Regions from separate parts of the Homo sapiens genome. Here region 2 is linked to region 1. Evidence: chromatin loops called from intact Hi-C (ENCODE). Cell type or tissue: PC-9. All regions are shown on one strand. Links, peaks and the distances in the headings refer to the core of each region. The heading gives the core; the rest is flanking DNA. Region 1 overlaps LINC02937 (long intergenic non-protein coding RNA 2937). Region 2 has its middle 39 kb from the start of MIR3910-2.

Evidence for each region. Peaks named below come from ENCODE experiments on the same cell type or tissue, not always from the same donor. Only the 100,000 strongest peaks of a DNase experiment are listed, where the experiment ranks them.
Region 2: it touches region 1 in a loop (23-fold over the local background); 2 of 110 quality-filtered maps call a loop at or near these places.

Annotation. Positions count from the first base shown.
Region 1 is chr9:91,086,611-91,094,961 of GRCh38, reverse strand. All of the region lies in intron 5 of LINC02937 (long intergenic non-protein coding RNA 2937), which reads left to right. Among named protein-coding and RNA genes, the nearest start is that of LINC00484, 28 kb to the left of the region's middle. In PC-9, for the core only: a CTCF peak has its summit at 5,174; no DNase peak of the experiment used is centred there.
Region 2 is chr9:91,671,459-91,679,809 of GRCh38, reverse strand. No RefSeq gene overlaps it. Among named protein-coding and RNA genes, the nearest start is that of MIR3910-2, 39 kb to the right of the region's middle. In PC-9, for the core only: CTCF peaks have their summits at 3,333 and 3,537 (motif pointing right); a DNase peak (open chromatin) is centred at 3,599.

The DNA of each region.
Region 1 (8,351 bases), core at 220-8,219:
TGTTTCAATTTTACTAACTATGTCTTGAAAAGCTGTTGCAGTTATTTTTGGTTGGTTCATCTTTTAGTGGTTCCACTTAGGATATGAGTAGTTTATGCACCACAGTTACAGTGGTATAATATTTTGTGTTTTTCTGTGTATCTATTATGACCAGTGAGTTTTGTACCTTCAGGTGATTATTTATTGCTCATTAATGTTCTTTTCTTTCTGATTGAAGTACTCCCTGTAGCATTTCTTGTAGGACAGGTCTGGTGTTGATGAAATCCCTCAGCTTTTGTTTGTCTAGTAATGTCTTTATTTTTCCTTCATGTTTGAAGGATACTTTTTGCTGGATATACTATTATAGGGTAAAAGTTTTTTCCTTCTGCACTTTAAATAATGTCATGGCACTATCTCCTGGCCTGTAAGCTTTCCACTGAAAAGTCTGCTGCCAGGCCTATTGGAGCTCCATTGTATGTTATTTGTTTCTTTCCTCTTGCTGCTTTTAGGGTCCTTTCTTTATCCTTGAATTTTGGGAGTTTGATTATTAAATGCCTTGAGATAGTCTTCTTTGAAATCTGCTTGGTGTTAAATCTGCTTGGTGTTGTTCTACAGCCTTCTTGTACTTGGATATCGATATCTTTCTCTAGATTTGGGAAGTTCTCAGTTATTATCACTTTGAATAAACTTTCTATCCGTATCTCTTTCTCTCTCCTCTGCAAGGCCAATAACCTTAGATTTTCCCTTTTCAGGCTGTTTTCTGGATCCTGTAGGTGCGCTTCATTGTTTGTTATTCTGTTTTTGTTTTGTCTCCTCTGACTGTGTATTTTCAAATGGCCTGTCTTCAAGCTCTCTAGTTCTTTCTTCTGTTTGATCAGTTCTGCTATTAAAGGACTCTGAAGCATTCTTCAGTATGCCAGTTGCATTTTTCAGCTCCCAAATTTCTGTTTGATTCTTTTTAATTGTTTCAATCTCTTTGTTAAATTTATCTGATAGGATTCTGAATTCCTCCTCTGTTATCTTGAATTTCTTTGAGTTTTCCTCAACACAGCTATTTTGAATTCTCTGTCTGAAATATCACATATCTCTGTTTCTCCGGGATTGGTCCTTGGTGCTTTATTTAGTTCATTTAGCGAGGGCATGTTTTCCCGGATAGTGTTGATGCTAGCAGAGGTTCTTCAGTGTCTGGGCATTGAAGAGTTAGGTATTTATTGTAATCTTCACTGTCTGGGTTTATTTGTAGCTGTCCTTCTTGGGAAGGCTTTCCAGATACTTGAAAGGACTTGGGTATTGTGATCTAAGCTGTATCTGTTTTGGCGGATGCTCCAAGCCCAGTAGCACTGTGGTTCTTCCAAACCTGTAGAGGTACTGCCTTTATGGTTTTGGACAATATCCAGGATAATTCTCTGGATTACCAGGTAATCCTTCCCTTAATTTCTTCCAAACACACCATTTCTCTCTGTGTTGGGAGCCACCTGAAGCTGGGGCAGGGAATGACACAAGCATCTCTGTGGCCACCACTACTATGACTGTGCTGGGTCAGATCTGAGGCCAGGAAAGCACTGAGTCTCTCCCAAAGCCTGCTGTAACCACTCCCTGGCTACTGCCTATGTTCGCTCAAGGCCCTGTAGCTCTAAAATCAGCAGGTGGCAAAGCCAGCTAGGCATGTGTCCTTCCCTGTAGGGCAGCGAGGTCCCTCAGGCCCTGAGTGGGTCCAGAGGTGCTGTCTGGGAGTCAGGAAGTAGAGTCAAAAATCTTAGAAGTCTATCTAGTGTTCTGTTGTATTGCGGCCGATCTGGCACTCAAACCACCAGATGCAATCCTTCCCACTCCTCCCTCTTGTATTAGTCTGTTCTCCCACTGCTAATAAAGACATATCTGAGACTGGGTAATTGTTAAAGGAAAGAGTTTTAATGGACTCACAGTTCCACATGGCTGGGTAGGCCTCACAATCATGGTGGAAGGCAAAGGAGAAAAAAATATGTCTTATGTGGTGGGAGGCAAGAGAGCATGTGCAGAGGAATGGCCTTTTTATAAAACCATCAGATCTCATGAGACTTATTCACTATCACCAGCACAGCATGGGAAAAGACCTGCCCCCATGATTCAATGATCTCCCACCGGGTCCCTCCCACGACATGTGGGAATTATGGGAGCTACAATTCAAGATGAGATTTGAATAGGGACACAGCCAAACCATATCACCTCCCCTTTACAAAGTCAGAGGAGCTGTAGCTTGCTTAATGTTCCACAGAGCTGCCAATGACTGGCCAGATAGCTAGGGAGCCCCTCGCCCTACAGCCCCTGCCACTCCAGGCCACAAGAAATACTGCCAGATTGTCTCCAATGTTCCCTTAAGGTCCAAGGGCTCTTAAGTCAGCTTGTGGTGAATGTTGCCTGGCCTGGGACTCACCTTTTAGGGCAGTGGGCTCCCTTCTGGCCCAGGGCAGGTCCAGAAATGCCATCTAAGAGTCAAGGCCTGGAATCAAGGACTCTAAGAGCCTAATTGGTGCTCTACACCCCTGTGGCTGTGCGGTTACCTAAGGTGCAAGAAAGACAAAGTCCCCTTTACTTTTTCTTCTGCTTTTTTCAAGCAGGAGTTTTGCCCTGTAGCCACCACAGTTGGTAATGTGCTGAGTCTCACCTGAAGCCAGCAAATATCAGAGGCTCACCAAGGTGCTCAATGTAGTGCCTGGGTATTATTGCTGGTTATTCAGGGCCCAGGGTCTCTTCAGTTAGCAAGTGATGAATGCTGCCAGGACTTTTTTTTTTCTTCTTCTTCAAGGCAGTGGGCTCCCTTCTGGCCCAGGGTGTGTCTAGAAATGTCGTCTGGGAGCTAGGGCCCGGAACAGGGGCCTCACAACTCTGACTGGTGCCCTATCTTGATGTGGCTGGGATGGTATCCAAGATGCAAGGCAAAGTCCCCCCTACTTTCCCTCTCCTCTCCTCAAGTGGAAGGAAGGGGTCTCTTTTGGAGCCATGAGCTGTGTATCCCGGGGCTAAGGGTTGGGTGATGCTAGTACTCCCTTGGCTGCCCCAGCTGGTATCTCAGTATGTCTCGTCCCCAACATCCCTGTCCACTGTCCCTGGGTCTAGTTCAACACTAGGACCCACCTAAGAGTTGCAGTCCTTATGTCCTAGACTTCCTTTCAAATTTACTTGGAGACACAGAGCACTGTAGCCCTTGGTGGCAGTGGCGAGGTTTGCAGGCACTTAAGTTGGTACCATTCCCCTCTGGCTAGGGCTGGTTTAAACACTCCCTCAATGGGTGGGCATCAGCTGAGTTTGATTGGGTTTTCCTTTCTCCTCTAACAGGATTGCACTGCGTTCAATGTCTCACAATTGCTGTGTTCTCTCTCCCACGGCATCTAGAGACACTCTCTGCACCAGGCCACTGCTGCCCAGAGTAAGGGAGGGGTGGTGTCTGTGATCCAGGACTGTTTCTCTCTTTTTTTTTTCTTTTGAGATGGAATCTCAAGCGATTCTCCTGCCTCAGCCTGCCGAGTAGCTGGGACTACAGGCACGTGCCACCATGCCTGGCCAATTTTTGTATTTTTAGCAGAGATGGAGTTTCATCATTTGGCCAGGCTGGTCTCGAACTCCTGACCTCGTGATCTGCCCACCTCGGCCTCCCAAAGTGCTGGGATTACAGATGTGAGCCACTGCTCCTGGCCTTTTGTTTTGTTTTGTTTTGTTTTTGAGACGAAGTCTCACTCTGTCATCCAGGCTGGAGTGCAGTGGCATGATCTCAGCTCACTGCAACCTTTGCCTCCTGGGCTCAAGTGATTCTCATGCCTCGTCAGGCTCCGGAGCAACTAAAATTACAGGTGTTTGCCACCATGCCCGACTACTTTTTGTATTTTTAGTAGAGATGGGGTTTCGCCATGTTGGCCAGGGTGGTCTCGAACTCCTGACCTCAAGTGTTCTGTCTGCCTCAGCCTCCTAAAGTGCTGGGATTACAGGAGTGAGCCACCGTGACTGGCCCCTCATGGTGAGTTTTGGAACAGTAACCTCAGGATTCACCTGTCTACCTGTGTGCATGGAGGAAGGTGTGTTCAGGGCCAGCCGGCATGGCAGGGCATGTGTTTTTTGACCTCACCTCCTCTCCAGGTGGGAACTGCGGTGTGGTTGGTGTCACTGCTGTGCTGCCTTTTCTGTGTTCGCATGAAAGAGAAGGAAGGAGGAAGAGACAGGAGGTGGCTTACCTGGGCATTCTGCTCAGGGGATGGGGTCACCAGGACTTTTTCAGCAGAACTTCCTCCACCAGTTCCTCTCTCAGTGACAATCCTCACCCTACATGGGGTTTCTGATCTGGGTAGTAAGCCTGCACTCTGCAGCTGCCCAGAGGTCCATCTAAGAACATGCACCTTGTGATCAGCTTCTTGAAGGCCCCAGTGGGGCTTCTAAGTGGCCACCACCTTCTCGATACCCATCAGCTTTCAGTGCCACCCTGTAACTTGCTTGATGTTCTGCAGAGCTGCCAATGACTGGCCAGACAGCTAGGGAGCCCTGCAGAGTACCATGACCCAGGTCACCAGGTCACCCCTCTGTCCTGGCTGATCATCCTTGTGATGGTCATCTAACCTGGCAATAGGTTATATGACCTGGCAACAGGGGTTATAGAAAAAATGCTCCCCACTCAGTTGATGGCATGTTTTATACCCAGTGATGCCTGTGTTTACAAGAGCAGAGTTGATGAATAAGCCTGTGCTGACCTCCATGGGGAGACGGCCGGTTTTTGAGGCTCAGGACACCTTCTATTTGTTGTGGACACCTGGCCCCGCGTGCCTCCCTGCTCTGCATTTTGTAGTAGCAGCCCAGTGTCGGCTGAGACATTAGCCCTTAAAGCATGCCCTCTTTTGGGAAATGAACTGCTAGTTGGCTTGAAGGTAGGAGGCTGGAGCAGCTGCTGATTTAAATGTCATCAAAGTCTCAGGACACTCATGTAGCAGGCTAACATTTATGTAGGAGTAACAACCGGATGGATATAGTCAGGGCAATATCTTCAGGAGGGAATGTGCAGTTTTCTTCTGGTTAAGCTCTAGAATTACTGCCACTTTATTTGTTTAGGAAGCATCAGAAAAAGGGCGACTGAAACATCGTTGGTCATCCTGTGGAGTGAGAGCTTGATGCCACTGCCTGCTGAAGTGCACCCTCTCTTGGCGAAGGCACACTCTGAAGCCAAATGCACTCTCATCTCTTTGAAGAGTCCCCTTCTCTTCTTACTAAATGTGAGCTTGGGAGGACCTCTCCCTCCTGCAGAGTGCTGGAGACAGGTTTCCCAGAAGAGCCATCTTCTTCAGCAACATTTTCTTTTCCTGTGTAATCAGAGCCCTGCAGGAGCTTAATGCAAAGGAGAGAGAATTACACTTTACAGCAGTAGTTCATGCATGGTTTCTGTAGCTGGGGGCTGTGCAGGCCGTTTGCTCCCAAGCTGTAGTATTCTGGGGAAAGGTGTCAAAGTGAGGCTCGTGGGCTTGTGCTGTCAAGGGGCTAAATTGATCAAATCCCTCCAAATACTGATACATTGAAGAGGAGAAATCTTGCCTCTCTGCAAAGCTGGCCCCAAATGTCACTGTCCATTGCTGTGACAGGGGACCTGGTAGATGCAGGGCATCCACTTAGAGGAAGGTGGCACCCCTGAGGTCCTTCAGGGGGACATTTGAATAGGGTGGTCCTGAACTTTGGCAAAAGGACTTAGGTGTGAGCTGAAGTGTGCTGCTGGGAGGACTGTCCTTGCATCTGCAAAGGCCTGTCTACTCTCAGTCGCTGCCTAGCCCTGTCTGCCTCCTGCAACAGCAGGAAGATGCCATGAAAGAGGCATGGTGCCTTCATTCACCCACCTGAGTGAGCTGGGTCTCCCAAGAGTCTCCTCTGTAGGCACATGACTACTTTGAGAGGGCAAAGGGAATTGTCCTGGCTTTAGGGGGATTCAGGACTGAGGGAGGATGATCAGAGAGAGCGATGAAGACATATGGCTTCTCTTGAGGCAGAGCTCATGGGCTGAGAGCTTCAGTAAGAAGAGCAAGAGGCCCTGTAAAGAGATGAGATTACATCACAAAAGGACATGATGAGAACGAACGCATGAATTCTGATTTCCAAGACATTGGCAGATAAATAAAAAAGAGAATCACCTTTATTGAAACTAGAATTTCTGGTTTGAAAGATGGAACAGTACAAGCCTCTCATAAAACAGAGCCAAGACAGCAAGTCAGTGGGAAATTCTGAGCAAGAAGATGAGAGATGCCAGGACCAGAATGCCAGACAAAGATATCAGGAATCTGGTATGGAGAAGGGAACAGATGGACAAGCAATAATTAAGGCACCAGCACAAGAAGACCACCCCGTGGGGGAGAAAGACTTGACTTCTCACTCTGAGAAGTCTCACTGAGACTAGAAGACTCAACATGAAAAAATGTTGATTGTCCCCAAACTGATCTATAGATTGAATTGTAATTCCAATCAAAATGCTGATAGGATTGTTTGTAGATATGAACAAGCTTCTTCTAAAACGTATGTGGAAAAACAAAGGAACCAGAATAGCTAAAACTGTTTTGAAAACAAATAAAGATGGAGGAATCACACTACTCAATTTTAAGATATTATTTAGCCCTAATAATTAAGACAGTGGAACATTGGAAAAGGGGCAGACATACCAATGGAACAGAAGTCAGAAAGTCCAGAAGACCCACAAATAAGATTGATTGACTTTTTACCTACCTCATGTCAGGCTTAGTTTGCAAAATGTCCCAATAGGGATTCAGGGCTTCTATTGTCACCAACTGGAGAGGAAAGCAGCTTAAAATCTTAGACATGCATGTCCAACATGTATTATATGGTAAGAAAACTAAAAACTGTATGATACCCCTAAATAGAAGAAATATTAAAAATACGGATATTGGACCTTCAAACAAACAAATGGATCATGGGAATTCAGTATTTCTCTCTCTCTCTCTCTCTCTCTCTCTCTCACACACACACACACACACACACACACACACACACACATTTATATGTTACATATTTTACCAATCAAGACCCAATACATGGCTGAACATGTTAGCTGGCACCTATAATCCCAGTGTTTTAGGAGGCTGAAGTGGGAGGATTGCTTGAGCCCAGGAGTTCAAGACTGGCCTGGGCAACATAGTAAGATCTTGTCTCTACTAAAACAAAACAGAACAAAACAAAACAAAACAAAACAACTGATAACACGGAGATACTATGCTAGTCCATATTTATGAGTAGCAATTTCAGTAACCTCTGTAAGTAAACAAGAATGGCCCAAATGATGCCTATTAATATTGAAGATAAAACCTGTCAGTTCCATGGCATTGCAGCCAGTCTCCAAGATGGCACCAGATCATTACAACTTCCTGGTATTCACTCCCTTGTGAAGTGTTCTCCCACACTGCAGCATGCCTGGACTGTGTATGTAACAGAGTGTGGCAATTATAAAAGGCATTACAGTTTCCAGCCTGGTCTCTCTCCTGGGTCACTTGCTCTTGTCAAAGCCACTGCCATGTTGTGAGGACACTCAAGCTGCCCTGTGCAGAGGTTCTCATGGTGAGGAGCTGAGGCCTCTTGCCAACAGCCAGCATCAACTGGTTAGCTATGACACTGTTTCATCTTGGAAGCAGATTGTTCACTTCCAGTCAAGCTTTCAGATAACTGCAGCCTGACTAACTCAACTCTCTTTTTCTCTCTTAAACAAGTTTACTGAGATATAATTTACTTATCATTAAATTCACTGATTTCAAATGCATAATTTTACACTTCCAGTACATTTACAGAGTTGCACAACTATCACCACTATCTAATTTTAGAATATTTTCATCATGCCCTAAAGAAACTCCCTACTCATTGCAGTCATTCTCTCTCCCTACCTTCCTTATCAGGCAAGGCAGAATTGTCTTTTCTGAAAACTTAATATGAGTGGAATCATACAGTCTGTATGCATTTGAGAAAGGAAAAAATAAACCAAAGTGTTTTTCCTACTCTCATACATTCAATACAACACAGAACTCTTCTAAGGCCAGAGGTATGGTAGGTTTTTCCTCACAGAGCTAGCAATTCTCCTGCAGACACAGCTGGGCATCCTATAATTCAATTCTGATATGAACTGCCTGGAGATAGCATCAGATCCCACAGATCTGGTGGCTCAGACCCACAAGACTGCCCCTCTTCAGACACCAATCACAGGTAGTAGGTTGTCACCTATATATATGGCTGATTGGCTATAAATTGGAGTTCCCATGACCCTCTCTTTGGGTTTGATTAATTGGTGAGGATGAGTCACAGAAACACTAACTTGTGTTTACTCATTTATTATAAAGAATTTACTCATTTATTATAAAGAATATTACAAAGAA
Region 2 (8,351 bases), core at 259-8,258, 580 kb before region 1:
GAAAAGAAAAGAAAGTGCTCAGTCTGTGTGGGTGGATTAAAATTGGAGATGAGTTTCATAAGGTAGCCCGAAGGATCAATCGACCTCATTTCATTCTACTCCTATGCCTCAAGAGATCCTTCCTGCATGCTTATTAGGGTATGAGAAGAAATTACTTACTTATTAAAATTCAAGAGTGGGACAGTAAAAAGAGAGTAGAGTGTTTAAAACCTTTTATTCCTTTGCTTTTCTGGAAGCAAACAGAGACTTATAGGCTATTGTTTTGCTGTTTGTCAAATATTTTGTAGGTGTGAAATTAATAATGAGTCAGGCAACTGTGCGAGATGCTGAGGATACAGCAATCAAATGCAGGGACGGTATCTTCTGGAGCTTCCAGCCTCACAGGAGGACAGTCAATCAAACGAGCACAGAGAGGGGGAAATTTAGTGACACAGAGTGCCTTCCCTAGACAGAGGTTTTTTGAGGAACAACATCCTTATTGCACAAATATTGCAGTGGTGTTGACGGAGTCCCTCCCTTTCTTCTCTCAGCCCTACATTCTATTCAGGTGCGTGGAGAATCCTGGGAATCTGCACACAGGTGCTGGGCAACACCTGGACCAAGAAACTTTTTGGGGTCTAGGGAAGCACAGGAGGTAGACCAGTAGTCTGGAGTTAGAACCACGTTTCCTGAAAAGGAGCAGAAGTTATCTAGACAGAAAGTGGGAAGTGCCTGCTGCAGGACTGGGGCTGTCCCAGGCAAAGGTTCCTCCTCGGTGCAAGCAGGAAAGGCATTGGAAGACCTGAAAGAAAATGAGTATGTCTGGAATGCAGTACCCAGAAAGGGTAGCCTGGGGAAAGAGGCAGGGAGACTGAGAAGGCCTTGATGAGAACCAGAGCCAGGAGGTGGACATAATTTACCCTCAGCCAAGGGAAGAGTCATCAAAGGGGTTGAAGCACAAGAATGACACGGCCACACCTGTGTCAGGATGAATCAGGTGGGGTATGGAGAATATATTCTCTGTGAAAACATCCAGGAAAATGCCACTGTCATGTCTCAGGTCTGTCTTATCTTAGGTTACCCAAATGACTTGCTTTATATTTTTGCTTTGTCTTGTCTTTGTTTGTAACTTAAATCCATTAAAACAGTTGCAGCCGCTGCATCACTAGGTGGTATAACCACATGCAGTATCATGTCAGGGCCACAGTAACAGAGGCCCACAGGCCGAGTACCTTAAACAGCAGAAATCTAGTTTCTCACAGTCCTGGGGGCTGGAAGTCTGAGATCAAGCTATTGGCAGGGTTGGTTTCTTCTGGGGTCTCTCTCCTTGGGTTCTAGATGGCTGTCTTCTCCGTGTCTTCATATTGCAGTCCCTCTTTACCAATTTGTGTCCTAATTTCTTCTTATAAGGACATCAGTCATATGGGATTAGGGCCCACCCAAATGGCCTCATTGAAGCTTAATTACCTCTCTGCGGACCCTCCCTCCTCATACAGTCACAGTCTGGGGTATTGGAGATTAGGACTTCAACATATGAATTTTGGGGTGTTGTGGGGAGATGCAGTTTATCCCATAACACTCTACTTAAGTAAAATGCTTTTTCCAAAATGTTGCTGCAGAAGAATTTTGAAGCAAAGGAGCCAACAAATTTTCTCTTGAAACTCTGGGAGCTCAAGCAGTCCAATTTAATTAAATTCATTTACTACTAAGTAAATGCCTGTGCACACAATGTACTCCTCTAGAGAAAAGCCTATTGTCACTGCATCTATATAATTGAATCACAAAAGATGCCTCCCTTGCCTCCCCCCACGCCATCAAGTCCTTTCATCTGTTTCCAATAAGGGAAAAAAGAGAACTCTTCTGGGCATGTTTACATTTTATCTTTAAACAAAACTAAATGGAATTTGACATGGTAAAGCCAGGCCATGTTACATATCAATGTGAAATGAAACGTTTCTCGGGCCAGGTGTTGCCCAGCACCTGTGTGCAGGTTCCCAGGATTCTCCACGCACCTGAATAGAATGTGGGGCCCAGAGAGGAAAGGGAGGGACTCAGTCAGCACCACTGCAATATTTGTGCAAGAAGATGTTTCTTAAAAAACCTTTAGTGCCTTTTATTGACTTTAAAAGTCACAGTTTTCCTTAAATACTTCTTTTTCCCAATTTCACTGTAACTTACATCATATTCTCTTACATAAAAATTACTCTCCAGACTGAAATTCTTCATTCTGACATCTGTCCAAAAATGTTTCTTCTGCAACTTGCAGTCGTAACTACTTGTTTTAATACCACCACCTCCTTCTTCCTGCTGTCACGTTCTTGCAGAAAAGGCAAGTGAAAAGAAAACATTCCTCCTGGGATCCCAGGAAATGCAGTATAAATCTCTGTCGAGTGATTTGCCATATTTATGTAACCAGTAGAAAACAAACACAGACATGTACTACAATCAGGAAGCTCCAGTTTGCTCTATTTTTAAAAACCTTGGTCTGCTTTCTTCAGAAAGAGAGTCAGCTGAAGTCAGAGTTTATAGATTCCTTATCAGCAAGGCCATCCCCTACAATGATCAGCCTAAAGTCCTCCCATTCAAAAAGTTAGGGGACAAAAACTAGACCATATGCCCAAGTTAGCATAGTCCATATTTTCAGGAGTTCATAGCCCTATCCTATAGTGCAAAAGTGGGAATGACAGAATTTAGTGTTATAGCTAGAGTAGCGTGGTGTGACAGGAAAAAAAAAATCGCTGACAAAGAATGACATTTTGAAGCAGAACTTTATAATGAACTTGTTATGTACGAAGTGGAAGGCCTATGTCTTGAAATCTTCATTAAGTATCCAGGGCTGATGTTTCCCTGAGATTTTCAATCTCTCTGATATGAGACCAGAGATTATTTGCAATTTAGTTATTGAATATTCTAAATTACTGGGTCATAGAGTCACTTTACATTTACTGTAACCCCAATGGGAATTTTGAGAGAGATCAGCAATTTTATTCTAGACATTTTCTGGAAGAACAAAAAAAATAGCTAATATATAATGGTTTAGAAAAATAAAGAAAAATGGAGATTTCTTTTCCTTACCAGAAGCAAAACATACTCTAGAGACTTCTACTTCTGGGGAAATGAAGTAGATGCACATTTACTTAGTCCCACCAATAGGTATAACTAAAAACCCTGGAGATTGTATATAAGATAAACATCAGAATACTTCGATTGGCAGACAGAAGAAAGCAGACTGTTTAGGGGCTTTGGGACCCAAGGAAGACTTGGTGATGAGTTCTCTGGGCTTTCTTTTGCCTCTTATGTCTTAGACTGGATACTGGAGAAGCCAGCAGTCTGTAAACACCAATGTGCCCTGGACAAAAAAAGTTCCAAAAAAAGATCTGCTTCCCCTAGACAGAGGATCAGCAAAGGGGCAGCCTAGCAAGACAGAAAACTTTCAGACAATAACTACTGCATTCAAACCAAATGACACAGAAAAAACTATGGCAGGACTCCAGCACTTACATGTGGCTGAGTGGGGACCCTTGATTTTCACTCCTGACAGGCCAACAGGGAGCCCCAGCTCCCCGCTGGGTGGCAGCAAGCCACCTTGTGTCTGGTGGCATCAGTGGATATCACATGGGGAGCCTGTGCTTCCAACCTGACTCACATATAACAAGGTTCCTCCTTCTTTCAAAGGTGGTGTCCCAAGAGGCTTAGTAGAAAGTCAAGACCTTCTCTATCCATCAGTAGGAGAAAGGCCCCACCCCCAGCTGCCTGAAAGAATGGCTAAATTCCAAGTTCAGAAACACCTGAAGCCTAAAGAATATGCTCCCAAATAATCCATAGGTCAAAGAGAGAGTCTCAAGAGAAATAAAAAAATACTGACCTAAATGAAAAGGAAAACACATCTTATCAAAATGTGTGGGACACAGCTAAAATAATGCTGAGAGAGAAATTTATAGCAATAAATGTTTACATAAGAAAAAAGTAAAATTCTCAGCCAGGCGCGGTGGCTCACGCCTGTAATCCCAGCACTTTGGGAGGCTGAGGCAGGGGGATCACAATGTCAGGAGGTTGAGACAAGTCTGGCCAATACGGTGAAACCCCGTCTCTACTAAAAATACAAAAATTAGCCAGGCATGTTGGCATGAGCCTGTAATCCCAGCTACTTGGGAGGCTGAGGCAGGAGAATTACTAGAATCCAGGAGGTGGGGGTTGCAGTGAGCCGAGATCATGCCACTGCACTCCAGCCTGGGTGACAGAGCGAGACTCTGTCTCGGAAAAAAAAAAAAAAAAAGAAAAAAGTAAAATTCTCAAATGAGTAATTTAAGCTCTCACTACAAGAAACTAGAGAAAGAAGAGCAAAATAAATCTATAGCAAGCAGAAGGAAAAAAATAATAAAAGATAAGAGCAGGAATCAGTGAAATCATGAGCAGAAAAACAGTAGAGAAAACCAATGAAACAAAAAGTCTGGTTCTCAGGAAAGATCAATAGAATTGACAAATCTCTAGTAAGACTAATAAAAAAGAGAGAAGACTCAAAAGTTGATATCAGAAATGAAACAGAAGATATGATGATAGATCCTGTAAACATCAGAAGGACAATAAATGAATACTATGAACAACTGTACATACATAAATTTGACAACTTAGGTGAAATGAACCAATTTCTCAAAAAGTACACTGCCACAATTAACCTAACATGAAATAGATAATTTAAATATCCGTTTGAAATTAAGACAGTTGAATTTGTAATTTAAAACTCCTCCAAAAGTAATCTCTAGGCCCAGATGATTTCACTGGAGAATTTTACCAACTGTTTAAAAAAGAATTATCACCAATTCTACAAAAATCTTCAAGAAAATAAAAAGGAAGGAAATACGTTCAACTCATTTTATGAAGCCAGTATTACCCTAATACCAAAATCAGACAAAGACAGTAAACAAACAAACAAACAAACATAGACCAATATCCTCATGAAGATGCAAAAATTCTTAACAAAAAATTAGCAAATACAATTCACTGCTGTATAAGAATAATTATATACCATATTCAAGGTATGCAAGGCTGGTTCAATATTTTAAAAATCAATCAATGTAATCCACTATATTTATAGGCTAAAGAAGAAAAATCACACGATCATATCAATTCATGAAGAAAAGCATTTGAATAGTTTAACACTTGTTTATGATACAAAATTCTCAGAAAACTAAGAGTAGAGGGGAACTTCAACTTGATAGAGAATATGTACAAAAAACTGTACAGCTAAAATCATACATAATGGAGAAAATTGGAATGGTTTTCTACTATGACTGGGAACAAGGCAAGAATATCCACACTGTCATTGCTCTATTCAGCAAAGTGCTGGAAGTTCTAGGCACTGTAAGAAGCAAGAAAAGGAAACACAAGTCACGTAGACACTAAAGAAAGATATAAAACTGCTTCTACTTGCAGATGACATGATGATCTATGTAGAAAGTCCCAAGGAAAATACAAAACCAAAAAACCCAAACTCTTGGAACTAATAAATGAGTTTAACAACTCATTTATAAGCAGGATATAAGGGCAACTGTAAAAAAAAGTCAGTTTTATTTCTATATGTTAGCAAGGAACATGTGTAAAACAAAATTTAAAATACAATGCCAGTTACAATCACTCAGAGAATAATGAAATACTTGGGCATAAATTGAAGAAAACATGTATGGGACATGTATGCTAAAAACTACAAAGTACTGGTTGAAAATCTAAATTAATGGAGACCGAATTTGGGTTCATGGATTGGAAGACTCAACATAGTGAGAATGTCTATTCTTTCCAAATTAGCAGACAGGGTTAGCACCATTCCTATCAAATCCTAGGAAGATTTTTTAAATAGATATAGACAAGACCATTCTAAAAATCTATATGAAAAACAAAGGAACTAGAATAACTAAAATAATTCGGGAATAAAAGAAAAAAGTGGAAGCAATCACTTTACCCAATTTCAAGACTTACTATGTGGTTACAATAATTGGTACTGTGGTGCTGGCAGAGGGATAGACATATAGGTCACCGGAACAGAATAGTGGACTCGCAGGTAGTTTCACAAGTACGGCCAATTGATTTTTGACAGAGTTGCAAAAATAATTTGATGGAGAAAGGATAGGCTTTTCAACAGATACTGCTGGAGCCATTGGATATCCACAGACAAGAATGGAATGGAATAGAATAGAATAGAATAGAATAGAATAGAATAGAATAGAATAGAAGTAGAATAGACATAAACCTCACACCTAATGCAGAGGTTTACTCAAAATGGATCATAGATTTAAAAATAAACCATAAAGCTTTTAGAAAAAAAAAAAGGAAGAAAATATTTGGGTCCTAGGGCTTGGTAAAGAGTTTTCAGTCATGCCATCAAAACACATTCCATATAACCAGCTTAGCGAGGAACCTAAATGAGCTGAAAATCACAGCACGAGAACTTCATGAAGCACACACAAGTATCAATAGCTGAATCAACCAAGTGGAAGAAAGAATATCAGAGTTTGAAGACCATCTTGCTGAAATAAGGCAGGCAGACAAGATTAGAGAAAAAGGAATGAAAAGGAATGAATGAAACCTCCGAGAATTATGGGACAATGTAAAAAGACTGAAGCTATTATTAATCGGAATACCTGAAAAAGAAACAGGGAGAATGGAACCAAGTTGGAAAACACACTTCAGGATATTACCCAGGAGAACCTCCCAACCTAGCAAGATAGGCCAACATTGAAATTCAGGAAATACAGAGAACATCATTAAGATACTCCACGAGAAGATCAACCCCAAGACACATAATTGTCAGATTCTCCAAAGTCAAAATCAAGGAAAAAATCTTAAGGGCAGCCAGAAAGAAAGGCAGGCCACCTACAAAGGGAAGCCCATCAGATTAACAGTGGATCGCTCAATAGAAACCCTACAAGCCAGAAGAGAGTGGGGGCCAATATTCAACATTCTGAAAGAAAAAAATTTTCAACCTAGAACTTCATATCCAACCAAACTAAGCTTCATAAGCGAAGGAGAAATAAAATCATTTTCAGAAAAGCAAATGCTGAGGGATTTCATCACCCCAGGCCTGCCTTGCAAGAGCTCCTGAAGGAAGCACTAAATATGGAAAGGTAAAACCAGTACCAGCCACTGCAAAAACACCAAAATATAAAGACCAATGACACTATGAAGAAACTGCACCAACTAGTGGGCAAAATAACCAGCTAGCATCATGACGACAGGATCAAACTCACACGTAACAATACTAACCTTAAATGTAAATAGGCTAAAAGCCCCAATTAAAAGACACAGACTGGCAAATTGGATACAGTCAAGACCCACTGGTGTGCTGTATTCAGGAGACACATCTCACATGCAAAGACACACATAGGCTCAAAATAAAGAGATGGAGGAAAATTTACCAAGCAAATGGAAAGCAAAAAAATAAAAAGAAAGAAAAAAAAAGGCAGGGGTTGCAATTTTAGTCTCTGACAAAACAGACTTTAAACCAACAAAGATCAAAAAAGACAAAGAAGGGTATTGCATAATGGTAAAGGGATCAATTCAACAAGAAGAGCTAACTATGCTAAATATATATGCACCCACTACAGGAGCACCCAGATTCATAAAACAAGTTCTCAGAGACCTACAAAGAGACTTAGACTCCCACACAATAATAGTGGGAAACTTTAACACCCACTGTCAATATCAGACAGACCAACGAGACAGAAAATTAATAAGGATATTCAGAACTTGAACTCAGCTCTGGATCAAGTTGGACCTAATAGACGTCTACAGAACTCTCCACCCCAAATCAACAGAATATACATTCTTCTCAGTGCCACATGTCACTTACTCTAAAATTGACCACATAATTGGAAGTAAAACACTCCTCAGCAAATGTAAAATAACTGAAATCATAACAAACAGTCTCTCAGATCACAGTGCAATCAAATTGGAACTCAGGATTAAGAAACTCACTCATAACCACACAACTACCTGGAAATTGAACAACCTGCTCCTGAATGACTCCTGGTAAATAAAGAAATTAAGGCAGAAATCAAGAAGTTCTTTGAAACCAATGAGAACAAAGAGAAAATGTATCAGAATCTCTGGGACACAGCTAAAGCAGTGTTAAGAGGGAAATTTATAGCACAGAATCCCCATGTCAGAGAGCTAGAAAGATCTCAAATCGATGCCCTAACATCACAATTAAAAGAACTAGAGAAGCAAGAGAAAACACATTCAAAAGCTAGCAGAAGACAAGAAATAACTAAGATCAGAGCAGAACTGAAGGAGATTAGAGACATGAAAAAGCCTTCAAAAAATGTATGAATCCAGGAGCTGGTTTTTTAAAAAAAAATTAACAAAATAGACGACCTCTA